3 separate regions of the Mus musculus genome follow, and regions 2 and 3 are each linked to region 1. A link is a loop called in an ENCODE intact Hi-C map of the cell type or tissue named here. Cell type or tissue: gastrocnemius. All regions are shown on one strand. Links, peaks and the distances in the headings refer to the core of each region. The heading gives the core; the rest is flanking DNA. Region 1 overlaps Cbfa2t2 (CBFA2/RUNX1 translocation partner 2). Region 2 holds the start of Gm39962 (a long non-coding RNA gene). Region 3 holds the start of Cbfa2t2 (CBFA2/RUNX1 translocation partner 2).

Region 1 (8,000 bases), core at 1-8,000:
CAGACAGACAGGCAAGCACAGTTGCTAGTTTCTTCAAAATCCTTTAAGCACCCATTTTCTCTCTCTAGTCCATCCCTCTTAGCCATCAGCCAACTGAATTTGTACCCTATTATCGAGAAAGCCACAGGTTGAAGATTTTGGAATTTTCTTCATTTTGTGTTCTTGAATGACTATGGAAAGAAAGGTTTTCATTCCCAACTCCCTTTAGCATGTTTTGTATGACTGAGGAATCCATCAATTTATTAGACCACACACACACATACAAAAGCTTAACTTTGCTGTAAAGAACATTAGTAGGACACTAGTAAAAATAAATAAGTCTGTACATCCTACAACAAGTGTTGACTGAGTGTTAACATCTTGATTTAAGAGCTCTGGACATGGCTACCTGAGAGAACATGGGCTTGGCATGCCTGAAGCCCAAGATTAGATCCCTACTATCATGAAAAATGAAATTTTTCATTTGGTAATTTAAGTGTGTCACATCTACAACTTTTAAAAAAATATATATCCGAAGAAAAATAGGAAATGATTGTGAAATGCTCCTTTTTGGGAAATTGGTTTGGGAGCCATAAAGGAAGCTTATTGTACCATTTTACACCTTATCTGTGAGCATGAAGGTTCTTAAAAATAAAAACACTTATGAGAATGAGTGTGGGACTTTCAATAGAAATGGGCCCTGGCCTGGCAGTGGTGGCTTACGCCTTTAATCCCAGCACTTAGGAGGCAGAGGCAGTGGATTTCTGAGTATGAGGCCAGCCTGGTCTACAAAGTTGGTTCCAGGGCAGCCAGGGCTACACAGAGAAACCCTGTCTTGAAAAACAAACAAACAAACAAACAAACAAACAAACAAACAAACAAAAAAAACAAAACAAAACAAAAAACCCAGAAAGGAAGGAAGGAAGGAAGGAAGGAAGGAAGGAAGGAAGGAAGGAAGGAAGGAAGGAAGGAAGGAAGGAAGAAAGAGCCCCCATAGACTCATGTGTTTGAATGGTTGGCCCATAGAGTGGCATTATTAGGAGGTGTGGCCTTGGGTTAGGTGTGGCCTTACTGGAGGAAATTATGTTATTATGGAGGAAGGCTTTGAGGTCTCATATATGCTCAAGTCATGCAAGTGACATAGTCATCTGCTTTCTGAGGATCAAGATGTGCAACTCTCAGCTCCTTCTACAACACTGAGTCTGCCAGCAGGCCATGACATTTAACAGACTAAACCTTTGAACTATAAACCATTCCTAATTAAATATTTTCCTTATGAGAGCTGCCATGATCATGGTGTCTCTTCACAGCAATAACAACCTAACTAAGACAGAAGGCGTGATAATTTAGAATGATGTGAACAAAAGTATGTTCCAGGGAAAACAATTCAAGATGACATCGATAGACTGTAGTATCTGGGGTTTGAGTAACACAACCACTGCGTCTTTGTAAAGGGTCTCCTTTCAGATAACACACACTCTTCATCTTCAGACCACATCTACATGATGTAGTGGCATTCCCTCTATGCCCACAAACTCGCATACTCTGTCCTCTTTCTTGGTTCTTTCTTCCTGTAGTTGCTCCTGGATGCTAACTAGAGTTCTGGAAACAGAAATCATTCCCATTTCAAATGAGGCCAACTTACATACTGTTCACCTATCAGCTACAAATAAAACAAATTTATGAAAAATGCCAACAAGTTGTCTTTGCTAAGATCAAACAGCAAGGATCAGCAGACCTTGAGGAAATGCTGATGACATACTACAACAAATGCCTCTCAGAATTACCTTGAGAAATGGAATCACAAATGGACGAAGAGGAAAGTTTGTGGCCTCCTGGAGCTTGCAATGGAATTCTTCAATTGTTACTGTTGAGTTCTGCAAAGATAAATAATAGTCAACATCCAAAACTGGGCACACACAGCAAAAAAAATAGGAAGATTAAGTGTACGGAAAGGCCAAAGGAATGACCTGAACTTTCCCTGTGGATAGACAAAGTGATAATACAAATCTCTAGCAGAGACTAAGTGACTCATGCCAGAGGAAGAGAGAGACTCAAGGCTGCCTGTGTGGCCAAAACAGGGCAGACTGCATCTCAAGAAGAATGAGCTGTCGTACCAGACTGACTTCAGTCAACTGTTAAATCACCAAGAATATAACTGTTTAGTTTTTGCTTAGTTGTTTTTTCCCTCCTCTAAAGACTGCACAGTCCAGGAGGAAATAAGACCACTAAGTTTCTCGTATTTTAATAGTGAGCGAGATGATTCAGTGGGTAAAGGTGCTTATTACTGCCAAAGCCTGAATTCCACTTCTGACTTTCATGCAAATACAATGGCACAAGTGCATACATTTTTAAACATTTGTTTTAATGCAGCATCTCACTATGTAGCTTTACCTGGCGTGAACTTTAGAGATCTTCATGGTGTGTCTGCTAGAGTGCAGGGATTAGAGTCATGTACTACTATTACATCTGACCCTGTGTACAATGGTTTTCGAGTCAGGGTTTCTCTGTATAGCCCTGGCTGTCCTGGAACTCACTCTGTAGACCAGGCTGGCCTCAAACTCAGAAATCGACCTGCCTCTGCCTCCCAAGTGCTGGGATTAAAGGCGTGTGCCACCACTGCCCGACTTTAATAATCTTTTTTAAAGGCTAAGAAATGCTTGAGAGAGAGAAAATTTGAAAGGTAAACATTAGAAGATTTAGTCTTAAGGGACTATCTTAGGAGATAAAGTATGAGGATAGGTAAGGACAGAGCTAGGCCCCATACTTGCTGGGTGGTGACAGGACCTCTCTGAAACACAGGCTGCCTCAACAGCTCACTAGCTGCTATATTTACTTTATGTATACTTTTAATTTTTTTGAGAAAAATTATAAACTAATACACTCCTTTGGGCCTCTGAGGGTCCCAGGCTACATGTGGTACACAGACCTACACAAGACAAAGTACTCACACAATCAATTCATACAGGCTTACCTTTTCTTTCCCCTTTTCTATTTTTATTACATTTTATATAATTTTTTATTTGAAAAATTTAAAATTAGAAGGGTTACATAATGAGCCGTTTCTCTAATCTCCTCCACTGTTAACATCTTATGAAACTCACTAATTCACAGTACCTATAGATCTATACCACTACCTATATACTGGTCAAGGCTCAGTATACAGAAGGTCTTGGGCTGGCAGCAAGATGGCTCAGTGAGTGAAAGTACTGCCGCCAAGCCGTGTGACACGCATTTCCCCTGGACCCAGCTTTTAAATTAACTTCTTAAGGTGATACCTCTGCAAACATTTAAAAAATTTTAACATAATTTTTATTTTTTAAAAAATTTATATTTTTGTTTAATGTGTATGTTTTGCCTGCATGTATGTACATGTAACATGTGAGTGTTTGGTACCTGTGGGGGCCAGAAGAGGACATTAGAACCCCTATAACACAGCCATACCTACACATATACTATAATAAAGATTAAAATATAATAAAAATAGAAAAGGGAAAAGGAAATGCAGGCTTGCATGAAAAGCAGACTGTCAGTTGATATGAGACTGTGAACTGGAAAACGTCTACAATGATATAAAACTTTTCCCTAACTGACAGGGCAGAAGCAACAATCTACCACCCTTCATACAGGACACACGGATAAACAAACACTGTACATACAGATGACACAAGACACCCTGTCCTTTACAAAGCTCTTGCACATCCATCACATCACTGTCGAACCGTGAAGGGGCTGAGGGGCAGCTCTATTGGTGCAGTGCTTGTCTGGCATACATGAAGGCCTAAATGTGATCCCCAGTACAACAGAAACTGAACATGGTGCCACATGATTATAATCCTAACCCTGGGGAGGTAGAGACTGAAACATGAGTAGACAAAAATCATTTTTAGCTACACAGTGAATTTAGCCTGGGCTACAGGAGACATAATCTTGAAAAAACCAAGTAGATGAAAGTAGTTCTGAAGATGAATGGCAGTGGTGATAGTTGTGACAGAAGTGGCACACGTGGGAATGTAGTGCTCTATAAACTTATAAAGTAGGCTGCCCTGTGTGGCAGTGTAAGGGCTGCTCAAGCTGTGGCTGCAGCAAGTAGCAATGCCAAGTTTGTGCACTCGCCCAGTGGACTGCACACTGCACCCTCGAAAGCCTATTCAGCTTGGAGGAGCAGTGAGTTCTTGACAAGGAATGTCCAAGATGTATGCAGTGTGACACCACGTTTGACTTTATCAGCAGAAAGCATCACTGCAGCCGCTGTAGAAAATGCTGCTGAGACAGGTGCTGCAGCCAGAAGGTGGCACTTCAGCACGTGTGCTAAATGACTCAGCACTCCAGTGTGCTGAGTGTGCTTTGCTGTCCCACTGCATGGCTGAGTTTTATAGCAAGCAGCTCAAGGCGCTCTTAAGTGGAGCTACCTTCCTTGTTACTTTTGGGTAACTTTTCTCTGAATGAGAAGCCAGAGATGCTTGATTCTGGATGAAGACAGTCATCGTGAGCCTGAGATTGCACGTCCATACTATGCAGATTCTCACAGAAGGCTTCACTCCAGGAGCAGGCAAGCACTCAAGCCACAGGCATGACCCTGCAGTACATACTGCCAGGGACAGAGGCTGCAACATAGCTGAAGCTGATAGCTAGAGAGGATGTAAATGCCAGCAAGAGGCAGGCGGCAGCATGGCTGGCAGCCACACACAAGGCTACCAAGCCTTGAAATCACAAACCAAGTAACTGTAATGCAAGGGAACTGAGCTCAGAGCATGTTGGGTTACAAAGTCCAAGCAGCTTGCCCCTGCCTGTGTACTCAGGCTTCTGCCTGAGAGTTATATGCTTGGAAATGCAATGCAAGTATCTGGAAGCAGAATGTTCACTTACCTAGTGCAATATATACATTGTTAATGGTTTTAAATGCATTGCTGCTACTTAACTAGGGTTGGGAGAAGCTGCATTACAGTACTGCTAAACCAGGTTTAAAATAGCCTATTCTACTTTTCTATAAATTCCCAGATTCATTAGAGATTTCTGGCCTTGTTCCCTCCGAAACAAATTAGGTGGTGATCACTTAGGCCCTGGATTAGCACTAGAACCTGCCCATCATCAACAACCAGTTTACAATGCCTTGGCTTGTTTATAGACTCTGTTCACGTTGTCACTAATTGGGGCAATGAATAATGCTTTTGATACATCACTAAGGGGAAGGCATCACCATTGTATTTTCTACTTTTCACTTACTGTTTCAATTTATTAAAAAGACTGTAGAGTAATTTGTGTATAAAGTGTATGACTAAAACTTCAAAGTACAAAAACAGTGATAAAATGGGTTCTCATACCCACTAAGCTCCACAGACACAGCACCAGAGCAGTGAGAGCTGGAAGAGCTCTGGGATGAGAAAAATCAACTAAACACGAACAAAGGAGATCCTAGGCTGCAATACTCTCCTCTGGCTTTTTGGGCACCACACACTTATGAGGCACAGACATACACGCAGGTGAAATGCCCATATATAACATAAAAATAAATAAATCTTTTTTTCCTTTGTAAAAAATAAATAAATCTTGCTTATGGAGATGGCTCAACATTATGAGCATTGGCCATTCTTTCAGGTGACCATGTGGTACCATTACAGCTTACAATGATCTGTAATTCCAGTCAAGGGATCCAATACATGCCTTCTGGCCTCCTCTGACACTTCACACACGATATGCATACGTGTATACAAGCAAAACACTCATGGACACACAACAAGAATAAACTAAAGGAAAAAAGGTTGTTAGTCTCAATTCAATAATGTTAGTTTATATTTTGACTAATAAGTAGGGTTTTTTTTTCTAAATAAACAAACAGAGGAAATAATACACACATACAACCTCACACTTTCTCTAAGTGACAGAAGTGGCTCACTGTTTCTCATTATGCCAAAACACTGGATTCCACATACGAGGAGCTTGAGGTGGGTGGGTGGGTGGGTGGTTAAGAAGGCCTAGTCACAGTACAAGTCTGGAGTGCTCCTCAGGCTTCCCCAGCTGCAGCATATTATCTAGTTTCTTTGCTCAGAGGAGAATATGTTCTGTGTAATCATGGAATGAGGAGAACTTTAGTTAAAGAAGTCAGCACATGCTCTGCCCATGTAGATCTTTTTTATGATCTTCCTGTCTAATTTTATTTTAGCTCTAGAATAAATGTTGGTTAGCACCATTATATGTCATATATAGAGAAGATAACCAATCTATAAACACGGGGCAGTCTTAGGGACCCCTGACAAATTATCCCCAAATGTAAACAATTCATGTTTGTCAAAGGTCAAAGTGTATAAATGTTGGTATTATAAACCAGTACAACAAAATAATGGCAGCTCATGCCTGAAATTCTAGTGCTAAAGAGGTAGAGTCGGGAGAATCAAGAGTTCAAGGTCCTAGACTACATCTGGTTCAAGGCAAGTTGCCCTACATGAGACCCTGTTTTGTTTTTGGTTGGAGATAAGATCTGATACACAGCCTTGTTTCAATTGACATGAAACTATGTAACTCAGCATGACCTTAAACTCCTGATCTTTGTGCCTAAAGATCCAAAGTACTGGGACTGTACCCATTACTAGATAAGGACTCTACCAACTATGTTCCATCTCCTGCCCTCCAGGACACTGGGGACCTCAGGGATTTTCCTAAATTGTATTTTTTGTTTGTTTGTTTGTTTTGTTTTTCGAGACAGGGTTTCTCTGTGTAGCCCTGGCTGTCTTGGAACTCACTTTGTAGATCAGGCTGGCCTCGACCTAAATTGTATTTTGAGAAGAAATACAACTTTAAGAACTAGTACAAGCCGGGCGTGGTGGCGCACGCCTTTAATCCCAGCACTTGGGAGGCAGAGGCAGGCGGATTTCTGAGTTTGAGACCAGCCTGGTCTACAGAGTGAGTTCCAGGACAGCCAGGACTACACAGAGAAACCCTGTCCCAAACAAACAAACAAACAAAAACAAAACAACAAAAAATAACTAGTACAATAATTCATCTTTCATCATAAATAGAAGCCAACATGCATGAAAAAACACAGCATGCTGTTATCAAAAGTGAATTTTACAGTATTTCATTTGAAAATTCTGAGAACTAGTAGCACTTCCCTTATAAACTGAGATATTCAGTCTCACCCTGATGGCAATATAGAAGAGTTAATCCTTTATGAGCAGGCTCACTAAGATCAGTACAGAATGAAAACTAAAGAAACTATGCATAAGGAGCTAAACAACACAACTACTTAGATACTATTTATTTAATGAAACGTCTACTTTTACAAATCATGTTTTGAAAATTAAAACTGGTTTCCAAATAATGCACCCACTAGCTAGCTGTGCTGCCACACAAACAGCCTTCTATTGACTTGACTGGACGTCAGCTGTTTAAGACAAATCCAAAGCTGCCTCCTGGAATTATATCAGCACCCTGGATAGTAAGACACACTAAAGATTTTTCTGACAAACAAATGCTGCTACGAAATCTATAATTCAACAGTTTTACACAATTTGTAAGACATTATCTACATGGTTGGGGAATAAGCAGAAATACCACTTCTTAGGCAGCTGGTGGAGGTGAAGCTGTACTTACCACCAAGGCTAGAACGAGAGTCCGAACCTTCTCGCCGATCTCAGGTGAGATATCATTGCCAAACTGCTGCAGAGTGGTGAGGAAGCGTTTCAACTTGCTGAGCTGCCGAGCACCACAAGTAGCCGGCAGCTGTTGATTCGTTAGTGCTGACGATGTGGAGGAGGCAGGCCCATTGCTGAATCTCTGTGGTGGCGATGGGGCACCATTCAGGGTAGGAGGGGAATGGTTGATGCCATTGCTTACTAAAAGAAAGCCAGAATGAGAGGAGTCAGTGAGTGCAGAACTGAAGAGAATTTGCTGACCTCCTCACCTTTATGTTCTCTTTCATTCACGCATGTAAAGCATGTCAGTGTGAAAAACTTATTTCCACCCTCAATGAGTTTGCTGTGTGTCAAGACAAACTGTCAGGAAAAAATGGTGACAGAATATTG
Region 2 (10,717 bases), core at 1,238-9,237, 91 kb after region 1:
AATTGCGGAGTCAGTTCCTTGGCCAATCTTCCAGCAGAAAACCGATAGGGACTGACCAAAGTTTGTGATATAATAGGATTGGTAAACACCTGAAAAGTGGCTTTTTGAAAAAAATCATAAATGTTACCATGTGTAGTGTCCCATGCTTTTAATCCCAGCATTTGGTAGGCAGATTTAGGTAGGACTCAGTGAGTTCAAGGACAGCCTGGTCAACAGGATAGCTGGGGTTATATAGAGATACCCTGTCTCAAAAAACCAACTAGAAAGAGAGAGAGAGAGAGAGAGAGAGAGGAAGATGATAGATGAAAATACATCTTGTTTCCAATGGGGGAACAACACTTTCATTTCCCAAACAACCTAGGAATAGTCTGAGAAATTTCCCCAGTTTCCAGGGAAGAAATGAGAAAGGGCAGGTGCAACTGTTGCTCCTCCTAATACACTGCAGTTGTACAGAGTGGCTCGAGTCCCAGATGAAGTTGTTTTTCATGATAGCATGAGGCATTGTGACTCACATGTAAATTAATTTCATGTTGAGCGACTCATCCACAGAATGGAGGATTCCACACATGCTCAGGTCCAGAAGGAGCTTAAAAGGGAGAAGGGCTTAAAAGGGAGAAGGGCTTTATGCTGGAGCCTTAGTCTGCATGCTGAGCTGCAAAGGAGAGAGCTGGGTGTCACAAGCCTGAGTCCAGGTGGAATCCTGAGCGTAAGCCCATGCATAGACAGGTCAGGATTCTGAGACGATGCTCGAAAAATATTGAAATTAATCTGTGGTCTGACCAAAAAAAAAAGGTATTGGCCAAGTTGAACAAATTGTTTGCCCAAAGAAATTGGTTTGCAGCAACTCCCTGAGCAATCAGTAGGTGATCTGTTGGTTTACAGTATTGTTTTTCCAGACAAGAGACTCTCAGGGAGTCAGTTGACAGAGAGACCTCAGCTCTCAGCTCAGAAGTTGGGTAACATTGAAGATGGTCTCAGTCTTTCGATGAACCCAGTTCCTGTTGATGGGCACTTAGATTTCCCCCAGTATTTGTCTCAGACATCACTGCAGTGATGCTCTGAGCATATTTAGGGAGAGTTTCCAGGGTTCCCATCTGGAATTAGAACAGCTAGGTAGGTGTGAGAATGAGCAATTTCCCTGGAGTCCAATAACCTCTTCCCTGCCTCCCAGAAGGGGAAACCCTCCCTCTGTGATCACTAGAGAAGACAGCAGGAACTCCCAGGGCCTTGCCCACACCGCCTGCCTGCCCACCTGCCTGTCCTCTCTTGTTCTGGCAGATTAACAGTGACCTGTGACCCTGACAGGCTGGCCACACTCCCGGCCAATTTCAGTCTGTCTAAAGGAGTCCCAGGGGTGGTCAGGGCCTGGGGATGTGTTGACCAGATGGGCCTGGGAGGTCTTGGATCAGCTTATCCCAGGAGGCAGAGCAGGTGGGTAGCCCCTAGCACACATCCCCCCCCCCAACCCCCAATATTCCCCATCATGCATCACTGGGCTAGAGCAGGAGCCAGATGGTGGGGATGGGGCAGCTTTGTAGCTTCTGGCCTAACAAAGGATCCTCTATGCTGCCCCCCTCCCATCTCCTAGCTCAGCCAGTCAAGTCTCCCCGGCTGCCCAATCACTCTCGGTCCTGGCTTTCTGTTGAGACTATCCCTCTTCCCATTCCATTTATGGAGGAAGCGTCCCAGGAAGTGTTCCTGGAGAGCCTTGGATTTGGAAACTTATCTGTCAATCAGAGAGTGGGTAAGTGTGGCCAAGAAAGTGTGGCCAGCCAGATGGTCTCAACCGGTTGCTGATTCAAATGCAGTGAAGGGGGAAAGGCAGCAGAGGGTCAGGTGCAATTGTTGGTCCTCCTAGCACACTGCAACTGGGCAAACCCAGTCACTAAACTGACCTTCAGTGGGCCTTCTTCAGTGGTCTCAGGAATTGTTCTGGATGGCTGGCCTCGAGAGGGAGATGCTTGTAGAAGAGTCTTAAGGTGAAGAGAATAAGCCTGGGAGTCTAGTGACTCCACACTGGCTGCCGAGTGCACACTTGGACAGGTCGCCTGAGGTCTCAGAGCATAGTCTCAGGGGGAGGTGACCTAATGTGAGGTAGCATGTAGAAGCCCTCAATACATGCAGGTTAAATCCACCGTTTTCCTATAGCTAGGAAGAACTTGCAGGTCTAGAGGTGAGAAACCTCCAGGTGGAGAGAGAAATCCTAGGGCACCTGTAGCTGGTAGGTTCAGGCCCAGAATCCTTAGAACTCCTCAGTTACAATCTTGTGTTCTTGCCTTGACTCAATTTTCTCATCTGTAAAGTGGGTTAAATGACAGCAGTGGCCTCGTTTTATTCAAGAAGCATTTTGAAATACAAAGCCCACATATTATTAAAAGATAATAATGTAAGAATGTAGTGAGGAGTAAATAAATTATTGACCAGGTGATATATAGACCCCACTGAATAACAGAGCTGTACGGGAACCAATAAAGGGCCTGGGGAGATACCCTTCAGGCTGAGCTCCAAAAAGATTTCCAAAAAAAAAAAAAAAAGATTTCCAATTCAGTCCTGCCTTGGGGCATAGCTGAGAGAAGGGGGTGGAGGGGAAGCTGCCTAGGGTAGCCGGAAGCCCTGGGCTGCCTTCCAGGATCCTCCTTGCCTTTGCTGTGAGACTCTAGGCCTCTTGAGAGTACATGGTTTAGACTCCACTATTTCTTTTTCATCTTTCCTTTCCCTGTTTAGGCATCTGCCATCTCTAAGGAGCCTATGGCTCCAAAATCCTCTTCATTTCAATCAGAACATGTGGGAGCAAAGATGAAGACTAACTTGGGAGGGAGGCAGCAAGGCCTGTGGGGAGGCCAGCACTCATGAAGAGTTGCCCTGCAGAGTCCCTCTCCGCCCCTCACCCAGGGCCCAGCGCTTTCAATTGGCTCCCTGGTGCCAAGTGAAGTCTATTAATATCAAAGTAATGAGGTAATTACTGTGATTTTGGAAAAATTACCAGTGAATGCTTTTGAGGGAATTTCTGAGTGAAAAAGAGGCCGTGTGAAACATCTGCGAGGAAAAGAAAAAGAGTTGCTCTGGCGGAAGCCTGAGTGCGAGCGGTGTGGATGTGAGGAGAACCACAGAAAGGGGGAGCTGTGTGTGTAACTAGGGGCAGGCTTTTAGGAAATCCCTGACTTTGGGTGGTGAAAAGCAGAAAGGAAAATTCTGGAGCCAAAGAGTTGGCCCTTTGCTCCCCTCATTCCCCTCTTCCCCCATTTCTTTCTTTCTTTCTTTTTTTTTTAAGATTGATTGTTTTATTACATGTAAGTACAGTGTAGCCATCTTTAGACACACCAGAAGAGGGCATCAGATCTCACTAGGAATGGTTGTGAGCCACCATGTGGTTGCCAGAACCTGAACTCAGGACCTTCAAAATGAAGAGGAGCAGTCAGTGCTCTAAGCCATCTCTACCCACTAAGCCATCTCACCAGCCCCCTCTTCCCCCATTTCTGAGACACGGCCTCCCTATCGAGCTTTGGCTGGCCTAGAATTGGCGATATAGACTAAGCTGGCCTCAGATTCCTAGAGATCCACCTGCCTCTGGCTCCTGCATGCTGGCATAAAGTGGGGCTGGAGAGACGGCTCAGTGCTTCCGAGCACTTGCTGCTCTTCCAGAGGACCCAGGTTCAATTCCCAGCAACCACATGGCAGCTCACAGCTATCTGTAACGCCAGTTCCAGAGAACCTGACACCTACCTTCACATGGATATACATGCAGGCAAAATACTAATGCACAGAAAAGAAAAATAAGTTGTATTTTTAAAAGATGTTTAAAATTCTTACTGAGGGCTGGAAAGGTGGCTCAGCGGTTAAGAGCACTGGCTGCTCTTCCAGAGGTCCTGAGTTCAAATCCCAGCAACCACGTGGTGGCTCACAACCATCTGTAATGGGATCTGATACCCTCATCCGGTGTATCTGAAGACAGCAACAGTGTACTCACATGAAAAAAAACAAACAAACAAAAAAACAAATAAATAAATTCTTGCTGAACCAGGACTACACTGTCTCCAAAAACCAAAAAGAAAGAAAAAAATTTCTTGCTGAATAAAATGACTAGTTCTTCAAACATAGTAATAACAGTATTAATCTCAATAAAGCGGTCCTCAAGCCAGTAGCAGAAATTTGAATGAGATATTACTATTATTATATACTTTGTCGAGGTAGGGTCTGGTGTATCTAGGGCTGGCTTCCTACTTACTGTGTAGCTGAGAATGACCTTGAACTTCGGGTCCTGCTGCACTACCCAACTGCTGGGACTACAGGCCTGTGCTGCTTCACCTAGTTTACGTGGGAGCATTAAACCCAGGTGTTCCTACATGCTAAGCAAGTACTCCATTAACTAAGCTCTGTCACAGCCCCTTGTTTTGTTTCTGTTTTTTAAAAGCAGGGTTTCATGTAGCCCGTGTTCACCTTTAACAGGCTTTGTAGCTGAGATTGGCCCAGATCCTCTTACCACCGCACTTAGTTTACTATTTATTTTTGTATGTTCTGGGGGTTGACCTCAGGGCTCCACGCATGCTAAAGGAGCACTGCACCGACGGACCTACCTTGAAACCACACCAGGAGCCATTGTTAGGTCTCCATACCTTACAAGGATACCTTTCTGTTTCCCAAGCTTAGTGCGTCCACAAACCACACTTTCCAACTTGTGCTGAACTTGAAACCCTGCTTCGCCAACCTCCTAAACACCTGTTCTGACCGCCCTTCCACAGGATACAATCTTGCTCTTATCTACCCCACGGGCTACCTTGGGCCCCAAGTTCCTCACTCTTGGGTCCAGGTGCTATCACCCCTGACCCTGCCCTTATAGGGGGATCTCAAGGGCTGGAAAGATGGCTCAGTGGTTAAGAACACTGACTGCTCTTTCAATAGATCCTGAAGATCCTGAGTTCAAATCTAAGCAACTACAAGGTGATTCACAACCATCTATAATGGAATCTAATACTCAAACTGTTTTTGAACAAATGGATCTCAAAGTCTGCCTGGAGGGAGTTCCAGAACAGCCAGAGTTATAAGAAGAAACTCTGTCTCCAAAAAACAAACAAACAAACAAACAAACAAACAAAAAAAAAAAGAGGGAGAGGGCTAGAGAAATGGCTCAGCTGTTAAGAGCACTGGTTGCTCTTCCAGAGGTCTTGAGTTCAATTCCCAGCAACCACATGCCGGCTTAGAGCCATCTCTAATGGGATCCAATACCCTCTTCTGGTGTATCTGAAGACAGCTACAGTGTACGCATATAAATAAAATAAATCTAAAACAAACAAAAAAACCCAAAAAACAAAAACAAAAGCAAAGCAAAAACAAAACAAAACAAAACAAAACACAACAAGGGAGATGTCTTGGCTTGTGATTCCTGAACTTGGACAGCTAAGGAGGGAAGATTTTTCAGTTTGAGGCTATGCTGGTAGATCCTTTGTGAAAGAAACGAAAGATAAAGCGGGAGAACAGGGTGAGGGAGACATGGAAGAGAGGAAGGAGAAAAAGAAGAAAGGAGAAGCCCACTCCTTTTCTACTTTTGTTACTTATTCCCTTGTTTTCAAAGGGAATTGTTCTAAACCAGGCCAGGACCCTGCACTAGGCACTCCCCGACTGTCTGCTGCCCCCTGCTGGTATTCCCTCCACTCCAAGACAAAAGTTTTAATTTGAAAGAAAAAGGATAAGGATGGCACTGATTCCCCAGGAACTCAGGCTGTCCTGCCCAGCTGGTGTTTTGGGATGTGGACCTTGAAGGCAGAATCTTTGCATCCTGAATTAAGCATTAGTCTGTCTGGAGCCCTAAACAGGGCCTTTTTCCAGTGCCTGCTTCTGGGCTGCAGGGATAAGGCTTGTTGAAGTATTGCTTAGACCAGGAACCTGAATGATGAACACCTTTCTGGCTTCTATTGACTCTATCATAAAAGGTAGATTCTTTGCCTTGGCAGACCTCCTCTGCTTCATTATGTAAACATGTATGTCCTTGACAGAATCTGTAAACACAGGTAAAAGCATTACACAGTCCATTATGTTAAAACAGATTACATGTTATAATTTTTTTTTCAAGACAGGGTTTCTCTGTGTAGCCCTGGGTGCCCTGGAACTCACTCTGTAGACCAGGCTGGCCTCGAACTCAGAAATCTGCCTGCCTCTGCTCCCAAGTGCTGGGATTACAGGTGTGCGCCACCACGGCTCAGCGTGTTGTAAATTCATTCTGGTATGCTTTCTATAACGATGCTGAGGTGATTTTGAGCTCCCTTTGATTAATTAAACTTATGTAATTATATCCTATATTAACGTACATAATTAATTGGTTTATCTATTTTCTTTTTCTTTTGATACAGGATCTCAAGGCGAAACCTTTGTTAGTTTCAAAACCTGTGGTCATCTTCCTGCCTCTGCCTCCCAAGTGCTGGCATTAAAGACATCCCACCATGCCTGGCTTTTTTTTTTTTTTTTTTTTTTTTTTGAGGCTGGGTATCATGTAGCCCAGCCCAGGCTGGCCTTGTTGCCAATGCTGGACTTGAATTCCTGATTCTCTTACTTTCTCCTCCCAAATGCTAAGATTATGGAAATGTGTTATTAGCCAGGCATGGTGGCTGACTGCATGCATGTACTCTAAGTACTTGCCTGGTGCCCATGGAGGTCAAAAGAGGGCATTTGTCTCTGGGAATTGTAGTTACAGATGGTTATGAGCTGCCATGTAGGTGCTAGGAACCCAACCTTGGTCCTCTGCAAGAGAAGCAAGCAGTCTTGACTGCTCAACCATCCCTCCAGATTTCTCTCAGCTATTTCTGAGACTGGGTCTCACTACTTAGCTCTGGTGGCCTGGAACTCGCTATGTAGACCAGTCTGGCCCTCCTCTGCCCCCCGAGTATTGGGATTAAAGGCCTATGCCATCACAGTTGTCTGAAATGGTTTTCTTTTCTCTTCTTCTTTTTTTTTTTTTAAGATTTTTAAATTTTATTTTTATTTATATAATTTAAGTATATGGGTACACTGTCACTATCTTCAGACACACCAGAAGAGGGCATCAGATCCCATTATAGATGGTTGTGAGCCACCATATGGCTGCTGGAAATTAAACTCATGACCTCTAGGAAGAGCAGCCAATACTCTAACCACTGAGCCATCTCTCCAGCCCCTCTTTTTTTTTTTTTTTTTTTTGGGAGTGAAATTTTATTTTATTTTTTAAGATTTGTTTATTATTATTTATAAGTTCACTGTAGTTGTCTTCAGACGCACAGAAGAGGGTGTCAGATCTCATTATGGGTGGTTGTAAGCCACCATGTGGTTGCTGGGATTTGAACTCAGGACCTTTGGAAGAGCAGTCAGTGCTCTTACCCGCTGAGCCATCTCACCAGCCCTCTCCAGCCCCTCTTAAATGGTTTTCATAATAGCATATATTAATTGTGCATGATGCTAGATTTAAAACTATGACATTTTCTTTTTTTTTTTTTTTTTTTTATTAAAAGATTTATTTATTTTATTTTATTATATGTGAGTACACTGTAGCTGTCTTCAGATGCACCAGGAGAGGGCGTCAGATCTCATTATGGGTGGTTGTGAGCCACCATGTGGTTGCTGGGATTTGAACTCAGGACCTTCGGAAGAGCAGTCGGTGCTCTTAACCACTGAGCCATCTCTCCAGCCCTGACATTTTCATATATGCATATAAGTATTTTGATCATATCTTCTCTCCACTCCTCTCTCTGTTCCACTTCTATTCCCACTGATTCCGTTCTGGGATCAAATGTCTCCCAAATGTCTCCTTTACAACTTAATTTGTTATGTTTTACTTTGTTTGAAACAGACTTTCTCTGTAACAGCCCTGGCTGTCCTAAAACTCACTAGACTGTAGACCAGACTGGTTTTGAACTCACAGAGATCTGCCTGCTCTGCCTCACGCCCAGCTAACATGTGCTGTATATGACTCCTCACTGTCACAGAGGGGTGGATACGGAGCTACAACGCCCAGTCAGATCCTTGGGAGTCATGGAGTATTGACCTCTTCCGGCCAGTCTAATCATCTGCAGTAGAAGGCAAGAGTGCCAGAGTATTCACTGATGATACTTAATAAGTGTTTGGTTCTTGGAAGGCTTATTGGCTAATAACCAAAAACATTTCTCATGTATTATGGACATCATGAAGAATGCCTGCTTTTTCTTCTGCTACCAAAAGTTCTAGGACTTCTCCCTCATTCATTCTTCTTGTCTCCTTTTTCACATGGACACTGACTGTTTGTCCAACACACTTTTTTTTTAAATAATTTTTTTAAAGATTTATTTATTTATCATATGTAAGACACTGTAGCTGTCTTCAGACACACCAGAAGAGGGCGTCAGATCTCATTACGGATGGCTGTGAGCCACCATGTGGTTGCTGGGATTTGAACTCAGGACCTTTGGAAGAACAGTCAGTGCTCTTACCCGCTGAGCCATCTCGCCAGCCCCCAACACACATTTTTTAAATTATATTTTTATTTATGTATGCATGTGTGTATCATATGTGTCACATGCATGATGTGGTAGTTCCTGTATGGAAACAACCTGTAGGGGCAGGTTCTCTCCTGCCATGTGGGTCTTCCGGATGAACCTCATGTCATCAAGTTTGATGGCAGGTGCCTTTACCCACTAAGCCATCCTACCTTTTTCCGTAAGATCCTATAAGTTCTTGGATGGCCTTACCAATATTCTATATACATAAGGAACATTTTTTTCCCCTCACTCTAGCTGGACTGGAACTCATAGAGATTTGTTTGCCTCTGCCCCTGGTTGCTGGGAATAAAGGTGTCTGTTATCACATTAGGCAGAAGCATCTTTTTATTTATTTATTTATTTATTTATTTATTTATTTATTTATTTTTGAGATTTTAATTTTGATGTGTATGAGTGTTTACTTGAATGTCTGTGCACTGTGATCATGCAGTGCTCATAGAGGCCAAAAGTCAAGGGCTGGGCCTGGTTGGTGCCGTACATCCGCAATCTTAGATGGGGAGGTAGAATTAGGAAGATGAGAAGTTCAAAACCACTGTTGGCTCCGTAGTGAGTTCAGGGCAGCCTGGCTTTATGAGACACTAACTCAAATAAAACAAACAAAACAAAAACAGAAATAGAAAAGCCCATTTCCATGCTGTTGTCTCACCTCCAGTGGGCATGTAACAGGCAGCACAATTATTTAGAGAACTCTCAGGGGATGGAGAGATGGCTCCGTGGTTAAGAGAAAGCTGCTAAGATCCTGGTTCAATTCCCTGCCCTCACATGGGAACTCAAAACTGTCTATAACTGTAGTTTCTGGAGATCTGACAGATATGGATGCAGGCAAAATGCACATAAAATAAAAATAAAGAATTAAAAAAATGAGCAGAGAGTAGGAAATGCCATGCCTGCACTTGGTCCTTTGCTGGAATCAAAGGCTTGCACCACCACTGCCTGGCTTTTTTGTTTGTCTTTGTTGTTGTTTGAGACAGCATTTCACTGTGAGTCTTTGGCTAGCCTGGGATTCATTATGTAGATTAGATTGGCTTCCAACTCACAGAATTCTGGGAATAAAAGTAGGAGTTGGGCTGGTGAGATGGCTCAGTGGGTAAGAGCACCCAACTGCTCTTCCAAAGGTTTGAAGTTCAAATCCCAGCAACCACATGGTGGCTCACAACCACCTGTAATGAGATCTGACTCCCTCTTCTGAAGTGTCTGAAGACAGCTACAGTGTACTTACATGTAATAAAAAAAAAAAAAAAAAAAGTAGGAGTTACAACACCTGGTATCATTTTTATATTTGGAGAAAGGGTCTCTTGTATTCTATACTGACTGTCAACTCATTATGTACACCATGGCCTTGATTTCCTGATCTTCCTTCTTTCCCCTCCAGTGCTGGTAGTGTAGGACTTCTTCACCACATCCCATCTCCTTTCCTCTCCTCTCCTCTCCTCTCCTCTCCTCTCCTCTCCTCTCCTCTCCTCTCCTTCCCTTCCCTTGCATTTCCCCCCTTTTCCTTTTTTAATTTTTATTTATTTGTTTATTGAGACAGTCTTACTATGTAGCCTTTGCTGGCTTGAAACTCAAGCTGCCCTTAAAGTCATAAAGCTCTATCCTGCCTCCCTCTGCCTCCCAAGTGTTGCTATCCTTTTTTAATCTTTTTTTTTTTTTTTGAGATTTCTTAATTTTATTTATTTATTTATTCATTCGTTTATTTATTTGCTTTTGCCTGCAGATATATTTGCACCACAGCACCACATGCATTCCTGGTGCTTACAGAAGCCAGAACAGGGTGCTGGATTTCCTGGTACTGGAGAGTTGTTAGCCAGTCTCGCGAGTTCTGGGAACCGAGGCCTTCTGGAAGAATGGCCAGTGTTCAGGCGCATCCTTAAAGAAAAATACATTACTGTATGTGTATGTATTTGCACTTGAGCACAGGAATGCATGCGTGCATGCTTTGCATGCTCTGCATGTTATGAGTGTATGGGAGTATGCACCATGGCATATGTGGAGGTCAGAGGACAACTCTGGAATTAGTTCCCTTTCCACCTTCACATGGGTTCTGGGGAATAGAACTCAGGGCGCAAAGATTGTATAGCAAATTCCTTTACCCTCTGAGCCATCTTGCCACCTCTCTTTTCTTTTTTGAAAACTGTATTAAAAATATATATATATATTGTGTGAAGCCTACCTGTGTGAATGCTACACAATTTTCAGAAGTTGGTTCTCTTCTGCCACCT
Region 3 (10,222 bases), core at 1-8,000, 73 kb after region 1:
AATGAGCCAGGGTATTGTTGAAGGTCTTTAATTCCAGCACTCTGGAAGCAGAGACAGCAGATCTCTGAGTTCCAGGACTGCCAGAGCTACACAGAGAAACATGCTACACAGATTGCATGCTTGTAATCCCAGAACTCAGGAGACAGAAGCTAGAGGATCAAGACAAGTTCAAGGCCAGACTAGTCTACATGTCGAGTTCCAGGACAGCCAAGGCTATTACAGAGAAACCCTGTCTCGAAGAAAAAAAAAAAAAAAAAGAAAGAGTGTAGGTAAGCTTCTGAAATCACTGAAAATGACACATGCCTTTATCACCCTAGCTCTGAGGAGCCCAACAAGGAGGTGGTGGGACTGGCCTGCCCAAGATGAGGACAGAGTAAAATCCTATCTTTTCTGTGATTTGGTTTGGTTTGGGGGGGGGCGGGGGGGGGTTGTTTGTTTGAGACAAGGTTTCTTTGTGTAGCCCAGGCTGTCCTGGAACTAGTTCTAATTAGGCAGAGGTAAGCAGATCTCTGTGAGTTCTAGGTCAGCCTGGTCTACACAGTGAGTTCCAGGACAGCCAGGGCTACACAGTGAACCCATGTCTTCCCCCCACCCCCAAAAATGGAGGCCCAGAGAGACTTTTTGAGTTTTTTAAGGAGAACTTTGTAGTTTTCAGTTATAAGTACCTGCCTAGGTGATGGCACACACCTTTAAAACTAACACTGGGAGGCAGAGGCAGAGGCAGAGGCAGGTCAATCTGAGTTTAAGGTCTACAGAGTGGCCAGGACAGCTAAGGCTGCACAGAGGAAAGAAAAAGAAAAAGTACCTACCTAGCACCTATAGGCCTTCAGCATATTAAACCACTATATACTAACTTTTGCAAAGAAACTTAGTTACATAACAAACCACAAAGTCCTACTTCTTGGCTTTTGTTTTTTCCAGACAGTCTCACTACATAACTTAGGCTGGCCTCAAACTCATATTCTCCTGCCTCAGCCTCCTGAGTGCTGGAATTACACAAGCTTTCACCATACTCAACTTTTTGGGAATATATTTAACTGAAAACATAAAAGACATGGAAATAAAAATGTGTTAGTTCATCTGGACCTAGTGACACAGGCCTGTATTTTTAGCTACTGAGAAGCTGAGACAGAATTACAAGTTGCCTGGGCAACTTTGTCTGAAAATAAAAAGGGCTGGGGATACAGATCAGCATGGTACATAAAGCACAAGGCCCTGAGTGCAATCCCCAATACTGCTTTAAGTAAATGAATTTAAATTCGGGTAAAAGTTTCTTCCACTTTTCTTCTGTTTGTTTCGTTGTTGTTGTTGTTTTTTGGTTTTTTGAGACAGGGTTTCTCTGTATAGCCCTGGCTGTCCTGGAGCTCACTGTGTAAACCAGGCTGGCCTGGAACTCAGAAATCCGCCTGCCTCTGCCTCCAGAGTGCTGGGATTAAAGGCGAGCGCCTCTCTTCCACTTTTCTTATATATGATACCATCAAACCTAAGGGTTACTTGTCTCCCTTCAGAAGACCATTGAGAGCAGCAACAGCACACTTAACTACAGAAGGCATTGGTGGGAAAATCTAGTTTGTATCTTTTTCCATTCAATTTGGAATGAGAGCCCAAGAAAAAGGCTGTATGAATCCTCCGCTATAACTGCTGAACTGAAGAGCAAAGAGGGGAGGGGCTAAAAGCTCTCAAGAGGCCTCATTTTATCCTTGCACAACGGACATCCTGCAACACCTGATGTTAGCTTTTATTCATTTTTTTGTTTTATTTTTAGGGTTTTGTTGTTGTTTTTGTTATTTTGTTTTGTTTGGGGCAGGGTGCCACAATGTAACCCTGGCTGGCCTGTATAGATCAGGCTGACCTCAAACTCAGCCTCCAACGTGCCTCAAATACCTGTTTTTAGACTGTCACCTGGCATAGACAAAGAAATATCCACAAAGCACGAGTCCCTCTCTTAAACTCAAATTCAGAATCTAGTCTGTCAAGTTTGTTGCCATAGTCTCTGGACTTAGAGTGATAATTTGTATTTAGATGATTTAATAAATATTAAATGAATCGAATGCAAATTGCCTGGTGCTCAAGTAATGTTGGCTATTACTGCTATTTTAATGACAATTAAATTTTTATTGTTCTTATTAAACGATGCCATCCCTCCTCCAAGGATCTTACAATTCTAGGAAGAACGTCTGTAAATGGGATAGCGAAATGGAGGTAAGAATAAAAACACAACTGAGTCACATAGTAGGACTAGTCAAAGACAATATTAAACAAACTAACAAAACACAACCAGACGCCAACTTCGGACTTTTCCGAGGAACACACATAACAAACTGTGATTACGATAGTGAGTTTTCACACTTGAGTATGATGTGCAACTGTGTGTTCAGGGGATTTTACTGGATTCACTAAACCCTACTACAGAGCATTCAGAGTACGTTCCTCACAACCCATTTTTCAGATCGAGCAACTGAGACTTTTGGAGCGCCAAGGTCACAGCCTACTCGCGAGGGAGCCAGGACATGAACCCAAAGCAGTCCGACCCCAGAGCCTACATTCAACAGGGCCCTCCGGAATATCAGCCCGGCATCCTCCAACATCTACCACTCGTCGCTCCAATTCCGGCGTGTTTCCCGGGACCGGACTTTCAGCCCCGATGCCGCGAAAACAAAACAATACTTCTCTCGCGGACAGTCCATAGGGCGCCCGCCAGGCCTGAGCTCCAAGGCCGCTCCACACAGTCCTGCTCAGCACCCGGAGCCGCGAGCCCCACAGGAAGCGCCGGGATAGCCCCGAGGGCCCCGGAAGGCCGGGGAGCCGCATGACCTTGGATCCAGTGCCCCAATCCCGGCCTCAGTTTCCCTGCCCAGGCCTCCCGCCGGGGGGCCTCTGCAAAGCCTCCCGCCTATGGAGCAGCAGGCCCCTCAACACACACCCCTCAGCCGTCCGCCTTCCCGCCCCACTTACGTTGGAAGGCGGCCGCTCCAGGGACGCCCACCATCGCGGAGCGCAGTCTGTCGCGAGCGCCGCTCGCTTCGACCCTCTGCCTGAGCCCTCCGCAGGCGCAGGCCGGGACCTGCACCCGCCGAACTCGCCCGCACCAGCGCCGCCGCCGCCGCTGCCGCCGCCGCCGTTAGGCCGCGCGCCGCCCCGCCCCCAGACAGCCCCGGCACGCCCCCGCCGCGCGCTCCCGCGCGCAGACCAACGCACGCGGAAGACGGGCCCGAGGGCGCTCACGCGAAGCACCGCCTCCTGACCTGGCCCGCCCCTTCCGCGCCAGGCTGCGTCCTATCCTGGAGCGGCCTGCACTTCGACCCGCCTCCCGCGCGCTATGCGTGGCCGCAGGGAGCCGCCCTTCTCCGAGCTCCAGACTTCCGGATGTGGCCTGGGCGGCAACCTAGGAACGGGGGCGGAGTCCCGGGGCGGGGCTTCGGGGAGGGACGTTTCAGGTGCAGGCCTTGTAACGCTTTGACGGTTGTATTGGGTGTTAAAATTGTTCTTTCCTCCTTTTACTTATTTGTTTTTACATTGACTTATTGCATATGTGTGCGTGTATATGTTTGAGGGAGTCCAACGCATGTATGTGAATGTCAGAGAACAAGTCGGGAGCAGGCTCTCCTTTCACCCTGTGGATCCAGCAGGTCAAATTTCGGGCATCAAGTTTGTTTGACAGCAAGCATCTTTGCCAAATTAGCTATCTCGCAGATTTCTACATCTTTTGCGGCTATAGGAATCTAAATGTTTAAAACAACTAGCTGTCATTACTGATTTCTGTATCAGATCAAGGGGCTTTGTGGGGTTTGTCTGTGTTTGTGAGGAGGGGCACGTGTATGTGCAGGGGTTTTTTTGTTGTTGGTGGTGGTTTTTTGACACAGTCTCACTTGTAGCTCTAGCTGTCCTGGAACTCACAGATAATCTATCTACCTAACTCTACCTCCCAAGTGCTTGGGACTAAAGGCCTGAACTACCAGGCCTGGTTAAGTGCAGGTTTATTTTGGTTTGTTGAAACAATGTCATAATGTACATTTGGCTATTCTGAACTCACTGACCTACACCAGGTTAGCCTTGAACCTTAAGCTATACTTCTAAGTCTATCTCCCAAAGCTGTGTCTATAACACCAGCAGGCCTCACAAAAAGTTGTTTCTGAAAAGGGCCTATTTTGTATGTCTAGCTGGGCTGGAACACACAGTGTAGCCACAAAAGCCTGGAACTCTCACACATCCTCCTCCCGTGGCCTCCCAAGTGCTGGGATTGTAAGCAAGAGTCACTAGCCTGTCTTCAACAGCTGCTTTTATACACTCTGCAATTAACCATCTCAGTACCAAATACAGTTTCTCCCCTTTTCTACACATTCGCTAGAGTCTCTCCCACTGGGTTGTCCACCTATTTCTGTTAGCAAACTCAAAACATAAATCCTCCGAGCAACCCAAGAAAGTACTCTGATCCTAGCATGAGTTCTCTGCCATTCTGTCTCTCAAAGATTCAAAATCAGGAACTATAACTAAAATGAAGCCAGCCTGGCATAGTGGCACAGACCTGTAATCCCACCCTAGGGAAACTAGCAAAATAACTGCCAACCCAAAGCCAGCCAGGGCCACATAGTGAGACTGTCTCAATACAACAAGGTCAGGCATGGTGGGTCACACCTGTACTTCCAGCATTGTTGGTAAACGCAGGACATCAGTTCAAGGTTGCCCTATATGATGATTTAGAGGCCAAACTGGGTGAGCCGCGGTGGCATTGCCAGGTGAAATGGCACACACCTGTAATCCCGTAAAGTGGCACTTGGGAAGAGATCAAAAATTCAGCTACACGCAGGGCGGTGGTGGCACACACCTTTAATTCCACTTGGGAGGCAGAGGCAGGTGGATTTCTGAGTTCGAGGCCAGCCTGGTCTACAAAGTGAGTTCCAGGACAGCCAGGGGTACACAGAGAAACCCTGTCTCAGAAAAAAAAAAAAAAAGAAAAAAGAAGAAAACAAAAACAAAAACAAAAAACAGCACACATCTTTAATCCCAGCACACAGGAGGCAGAGGCAGGTAGCTTTCAGTGACTTTAAGACTAACCTGGTCTACAGAGCATATTCCAAGACATCCAGGGCTACACAGAGAAACCCTGTGCCTGTGGGGGACTGGAGAGATGGCTCAGTGGTTAAGAGCACTAACTGCTCTACCAGAGGTCCAGTTTAATTTCCAGCAACCACATGGTGACTCACAACCATCTATAATAGGCTCTGATGCCCTCTTCTGGGGTAATTGAAGAAAGTGGCAGTGTACTCATATAAAATAAATAAATAAATATTTAAAAAGAAGGAGAAGAAGTGGGGTGGGGGTAGAATTCAGTTACAGAAGCTGGAGAGATGGCTCAGAGGTTACAGGCACTGGCTGCTCTTCCAGAGGACCAGGGTTCAATTCTCAGCACCCACATGGCAGCTCACACTGTCTGTAACTCCAGTCCCAGGGGATTTGACACCCTCACACAGATGTGCATGTGGACAAAACACTAATGCATATAAAATAAAAATAAATAATTTAAAAAGACAACGAATTCTATATATCAAGTGTATCGTGAGACAAAAAGATGGCTACTATGGGGCCAGACTGAGCTACTGTCAGGTCCTGTCTCCCAAAAGAAAAAAAGAAACCCCCTAACATGGACTGATGCCCTAGATTTGATATCTGGCTCTGTAAACAAACAAAGGTTACAGGTTCAAATAGACCTAAGGAAATAGAAATTGCTTGGACCTCTGAGCTATTTGTTTGGTTCTTTATTTTATTAATATTTTTTTTTTCCTTACGATTCTCAGTCTATATCTCAGACTGTCCTGGAACTCCTAACAAGTCGCATGTCTTGGCATCCCAAATTCTGGGGCTCCAGACATGATGATACCAAGCTGAATTTTTTTCTTTTTCCTTTTGTCCCCCCAGTATTTGTCTTTAGTGACAACAAGAGTAAAGCTGGGCAGGCAGAGAGAGTGCATGCTGCCTGCCATCTGTCTAGGCCACGTGACTTCCCCTGCTAGTGAATGATCAACACCAGAAGACAGGGAGAGAGCGGCTTACAGACTTGTGGAGTAGCTCCTTGTTCCTTGTTGAAACACCACTGACATTTATTTACTTATGTATTTATTCATGATAGTGATGTGGTGTGGTGGTTGGTTACTTGTTGATTGCCCCCCCCCAAAAAAAAGGTGGCTTTATTATCCCAATAGGACTTAGGAATTAGCTGGGGCTCTTCTTGTCAAAGGTGGGCCCAACATTGACAAAGTGATGGTTGTACTGCATTGGCTCTTGGATCTACCTTTCTTCTTCTTCTTCTTCTTCTTCTTCTTCTTCTTCTTCTTCTTCTTCTTCTTCTCTTCTTCCTCCTCTTCTTCCTCCTCTTCCTCCTCCTTTTCCTTCTTCTACTTCTCCTCTTCCTCCTCTTCCTCCTCCTTTACGTTCTTCTACTTCTCCTCTTCTTCCTCCTCCTCCTTCCTCTTCTCCTCCTCCTCTTCCTCCTCCTTTTCGTTCTTCTACTTCTCCTCTTCTTCCTCCTCCTCCTTCCTCTTCTCCTCCTCCTCTTCCTCCTCCTTTTTCTTCTTCTACTTCTCCTCTTCTTCCTCCTCCTCCTTCCTCTTCTCCTCCTCCTCTTCCTCCTCCTTTTTTGGCTACTTTGGAAGTTTGACCTCTCACTTTGCCAGCATGAGTCCATGAACCATGACCTTTCCCTCCCAGCACGCAGCCAGCTTCCTCCAGAGCAATCAGGGCCTTTACACCTCCCTGGCCTAGGATCCTAGCACACCAACAGGCCAGATTTTGTTATCCTTAACATGGTTAAATCAGGGCTTCCCTCTATGACTCTGGCTGGCTTACTACTTGCCATATGGTAATTCCCACTCTGGAATTCATAGCAATCCTCCTGTTTCAGTTTCCTGAAGTATTACAGGTGTGTTCCGCTGCACTCAGTTCCTTCAAACTTGACCAAGCCTGTCTATGTAACAGAGAAATATTTGCCATGAGTCAGACTTTGTCAAGGAAAAAAAAACTTCCTCCAAAAGAGAAGGTGCCTAAAAAGGTCTCGGTGGAAGACATGAACAGTCGAGGTGTTTGAACACTAGCTGGATTATTAGAATTCATACTGTTTATGAGTTCCATCTGAATGAGCATGTTTATGATGAAAATTAACAGAATACAAAAACATTGTGTTGGGTATGCCTATAAATCCAGTACCCAGGAGATAGAGACCAGGAGCATCAAGAATTCTGAGCAAGTTTGAAAAATGAGGAAGGAACATAATGAGTTCCTGCCTCAAAATAAACAAGTAAAATAAAATCCAAATTAAATACTCAAGAAAATTATGAAAAAAATAAAGCACCGTAATTTTTTTTTAAGAACTTGTTGTTGAGACAGGTTCACTATATAACTAAGGCTGGCCTCAGACTCATTTCCTTCAGTCTAGTTTTAAGTCTCCACCTTGGCCTCTTGCGTGCTGGTCTCGCAAAGCTGCAATACCACAAGTGAACTAGAGAGCTGGGTGTCCTTGCTCTGGCTACCACTTAATTTGATGATAGACGTTATCAGAGAAAGCAGGACCACAAAGTTATCAAACACACCAGACCAAGGAATGCTACAGCTCCTTCACCTGGACCATACAGTAAAAGGGGCTCCTAACGTTAGCTGAGACATCCTCACCCATCATCAAGATACCCACAAGCACTAAGTTCCTAACTCTGTCTCCAGAGCCCCAAGAGTTTTGGCTTACATGGATGGCTTGAGGAAGACAGCCATCTTTCCTGGGGACCTAGAAGGCCTAGAATTTACCACCCACCACCATGTTCATCGTTACCTTTCTTTTTTTTTTTTTTTTGGTTTTTCGAGACAGTATTTCTCTGTATAGTCCTGGCTGTCCTGGAGCTCACTTTGTAGACCAGGCTGGCCTCGAACTCAGAAATCCGCCTGCCTCTGCCTCCCGAGTGCTGGGATTAAAGGCCTGTGCCACCGTGCCCGGCAGTTACCTTTCTTTAAAACAAAACCTTCCTATATAGCCCTGTCTGGCCAGGTAGTAACTATATGATCCAGCAGACTGGCCTAGAATTTTTATCACTTGCCTCTGCCTTGCAAATGCTGGAATTTCAGATGTAAAACACTCCCACAGCCCTCAATCTTGTACCTGGAACCACCCCAGAGCTTCAGTAGCCCGTGCTGACACTGTGCCAGCATCTGGTTATGTTAAGCTAAGCACCTGCAATAACTCTCCTAGAATCTATCTGCATTAGCTCCCTGCCTTCTGCCTTTAGTAAGGCACCTTTAAACTTTGTAGCCTCTTTAACAGGTTCTTAGCCATTCTGTAATGTATGTGTCCTTGCGATAGGATATGAGCTGAAAATTAGCATTAATAATTAAGATAGGACTGGGTGGGTTGTCCTTTCTCTTAATCCCATCACTTGTTAGGCAGAGGAAGATCCCTGTGATGCACCTAGTCTTCAAAATGAGTTTCAGGACTGCCAGGGCTAGGTAGAGAGACCCTGTCTCAAAAATAAGTAAGTAAGTAAGTAAATAAATAAATAAATAAATAAAGATTGGAAAGATCTGCATTTGCCAATGGCCAGGAAAACTAAAGGAAGCCCAGACTATTAGGCAAGTTAGAGGCTGTAGAGATAGTCTGGTGGTAGAGAGCTTGCCTATCATGCCTGAGAACCAGCGTTCAATCTTTGGAACCACGCAGAGAAAAAGGCTTTGCCAGGTGTGGTGGTGCAGAAGGATCAGGTTATCCTCTGGTACTATTGGGTCTGATTCCAGTGTGTGCTGCTTGGAACTCTATTTCAAAGCAAGCAAGAACAGCTTTTTATTAAGTTGGTCTGGCTGGCCTTGAACACATCCTGACTCATCCTCCAGAGAAACCAGGATTGTAGGCATGTCCCACCAAGTCAGGTTTAGGGGTGCTGGAGATGGAATCCAAGGCTTAGTGCTAGACAGGCATTTTACCAACTAAGCCACATCCCCAGCTCCCAAAGAGCCTTTTTTAAACATATTCTTTTTTTTTTTAAAGATTTAGTTTATTTATTTATTTATTATATGTAAGTACACTGTAGCTGTCTTCAGACACACCAGAAGAGGGCATCAGATCTCATTACCGGTGGTTGTGAGCCACCATGTGGTTGCTGGGATTTGAACTTCAGACCTTCGGAAGAGCAGTCGGGTGCTCTTACTGAGCCATCTCACCAGCCCCCAAAGAGCCTTTTATTTCCTCCGCCATACCTCTTCGAAGCCCAGAGGACAGTGAGACACTAGCCAGGGTGAATAGTCAGCTTCTCTGCTGCCTCCTTGAAGACCAAAAGATGGATCCTGGAGTCCAGGGCAAAAGATAACATAAAAAGTTTTCTTTTAGCCCTCAGGACTCTGATTTACCCCCTACCACATGCACAACACACCCCTCCTTCTAAACAAATGTGCCACCAGATTATTATTATTTTTTTGTTTTTTTGAGACAAGGTTTCTCTGTTTAGCCCTGGCCATCCTGGAACTCACTCTGTAGACCAGGCTGGCCACGAACTCAGAAATCTGCCTGCCTCTGCCTCCTGAGTGCTGGGATTAAAGGTATGTGCCGCCACGCCCGGCTCTGCTACCAGATATTCTTAAAGAAGAAGAATCCAAAAAGTTGGAGGACAGGGGGTCTCAGTCTATGCACCTGAGTCTCCCAGGGCGCTGGGTACACTGAGTGTTCTATTCTGGCTATCAATTCCAAATGTCTGTGGGGAAGTGGTCCTAGCCCCCAAGCCTTATCTCCCCAAATGTAATACTAATCATAGGCTCCCTTATAAACTGAGCTCCAGGTAAGAGACTTTTTTTTCTGTCAAAGGTAGCTAGCTTCCCAAGGGGCACTATTTCAGAAATCTCTACCACCTTGTAAAAAGTTTTATATAAATGTTTTAAATTTCCCCACATGACAAAATTTTGGTTTACACAAAGCACTCTCATTATTTGCTATACTAGGGTATCCCGGAATCCTGAGCGTATAGGTTTTCTTCTACTGTTCCACACCTCAGCTTATCACTGAGCTCCAAGACTGTACTCAGCTCTGGGGATAACAACAGTCTTAGACAAAGGTCCTGTCCTGTGGTGCTGGCCCACTAGCTGACATTGGGTAATAACACTATTCTGAGAAAAAAACAGGCAGGAGAAAATCTAAGAATGTAGTTCCAGTTCTATTTTTTATAAAGTAGCAAAAAAAGTCTTTTTGTTTGTTTGTTTA

Evidence for each region. Peaks named below come from ENCODE experiments on the same cell type or tissue, not always from the same donor. Only the 100,000 strongest peaks of a DNase experiment are listed, where the experiment ranks them.
Region 2: a loop joins it to region 1, with 7 times the contacts of the local background. A loop is called at or near these places in 2 of 42 quality-filtered maps.
Region 3: a loop joins it to region 1, with 1.9 times the contacts of the local background. A loop is called at or near these places in 5 of 42 quality-filtered maps.

What each region holds. Positions count from the first base shown.
Region 1 is chr2:154,504,364-154,512,363 of GRCm38, reverse strand. It overlaps Cbfa2t2 (CBFA2/RUNX1 translocation partner 2), which reads right to left. Exons shown (of 11, transcript NM_172860.2): 3 at 7,570-7,811; 4 at 1,767-1,856. It also overlaps the pseudogene Gm18767. Among named protein-coding and RNA genes, the nearest start is that of 1700003F12Rik, 41 kb to the left of the region's middle. In gastrocnemius, for the core only: a CTCF peak has its summit at 4,259 (motif pointing right); DNase peaks (open chromatin) are centred at 4,273 and 4,581; H3K27ac peaks cover 1,950 bases.
Region 2 is chr2:154,412,219-154,422,935 of GRCm38, reverse strand. It overlaps Gm39962 (a long non-coding RNA gene), which reads left to right and starts at 1,607. Exons shown (of 3, transcript XR_866871.2): 1 at 1,607-1,744; 2 at 2,725-2,955; 3 at 6,345-6,437. RefSeq lists a cis regulatory region at 1-3,532. In gastrocnemius, for the core only: a CTCF peak has its summit at 5,629 (motif pointing left); DNase peaks (open chromatin) are centred at 1,550, 2,644, 2,860, 5,629 and 1 more place.
Region 3 is chr2:154,429,370-154,439,591 of GRCm38, reverse strand. Cbfa2t2 (CBFA2/RUNX1 translocation partner 2) reads right to left here and starts at 3,108. Exons shown (of 11, transcript NM_172860.2): 1 at 2,956-3,108. The coding sequence starts at 2,989. It overlaps Gm52564 (a long non-coding RNA gene), which reads right to left. Exons shown (of 3, transcript XR_003954074.1): 3 at 9,158-9,315. RefSeq lists a cis regulatory region at 7,640-10,222. In gastrocnemius, for the core only: no CTCF peak of the experiment used is centred there; DNase peaks (open chromatin) are centred at 2,880, 3,272 and 5,984; H3K4me3 peaks cover 2,995 bases; H3K27ac peaks cover 3,966 bases.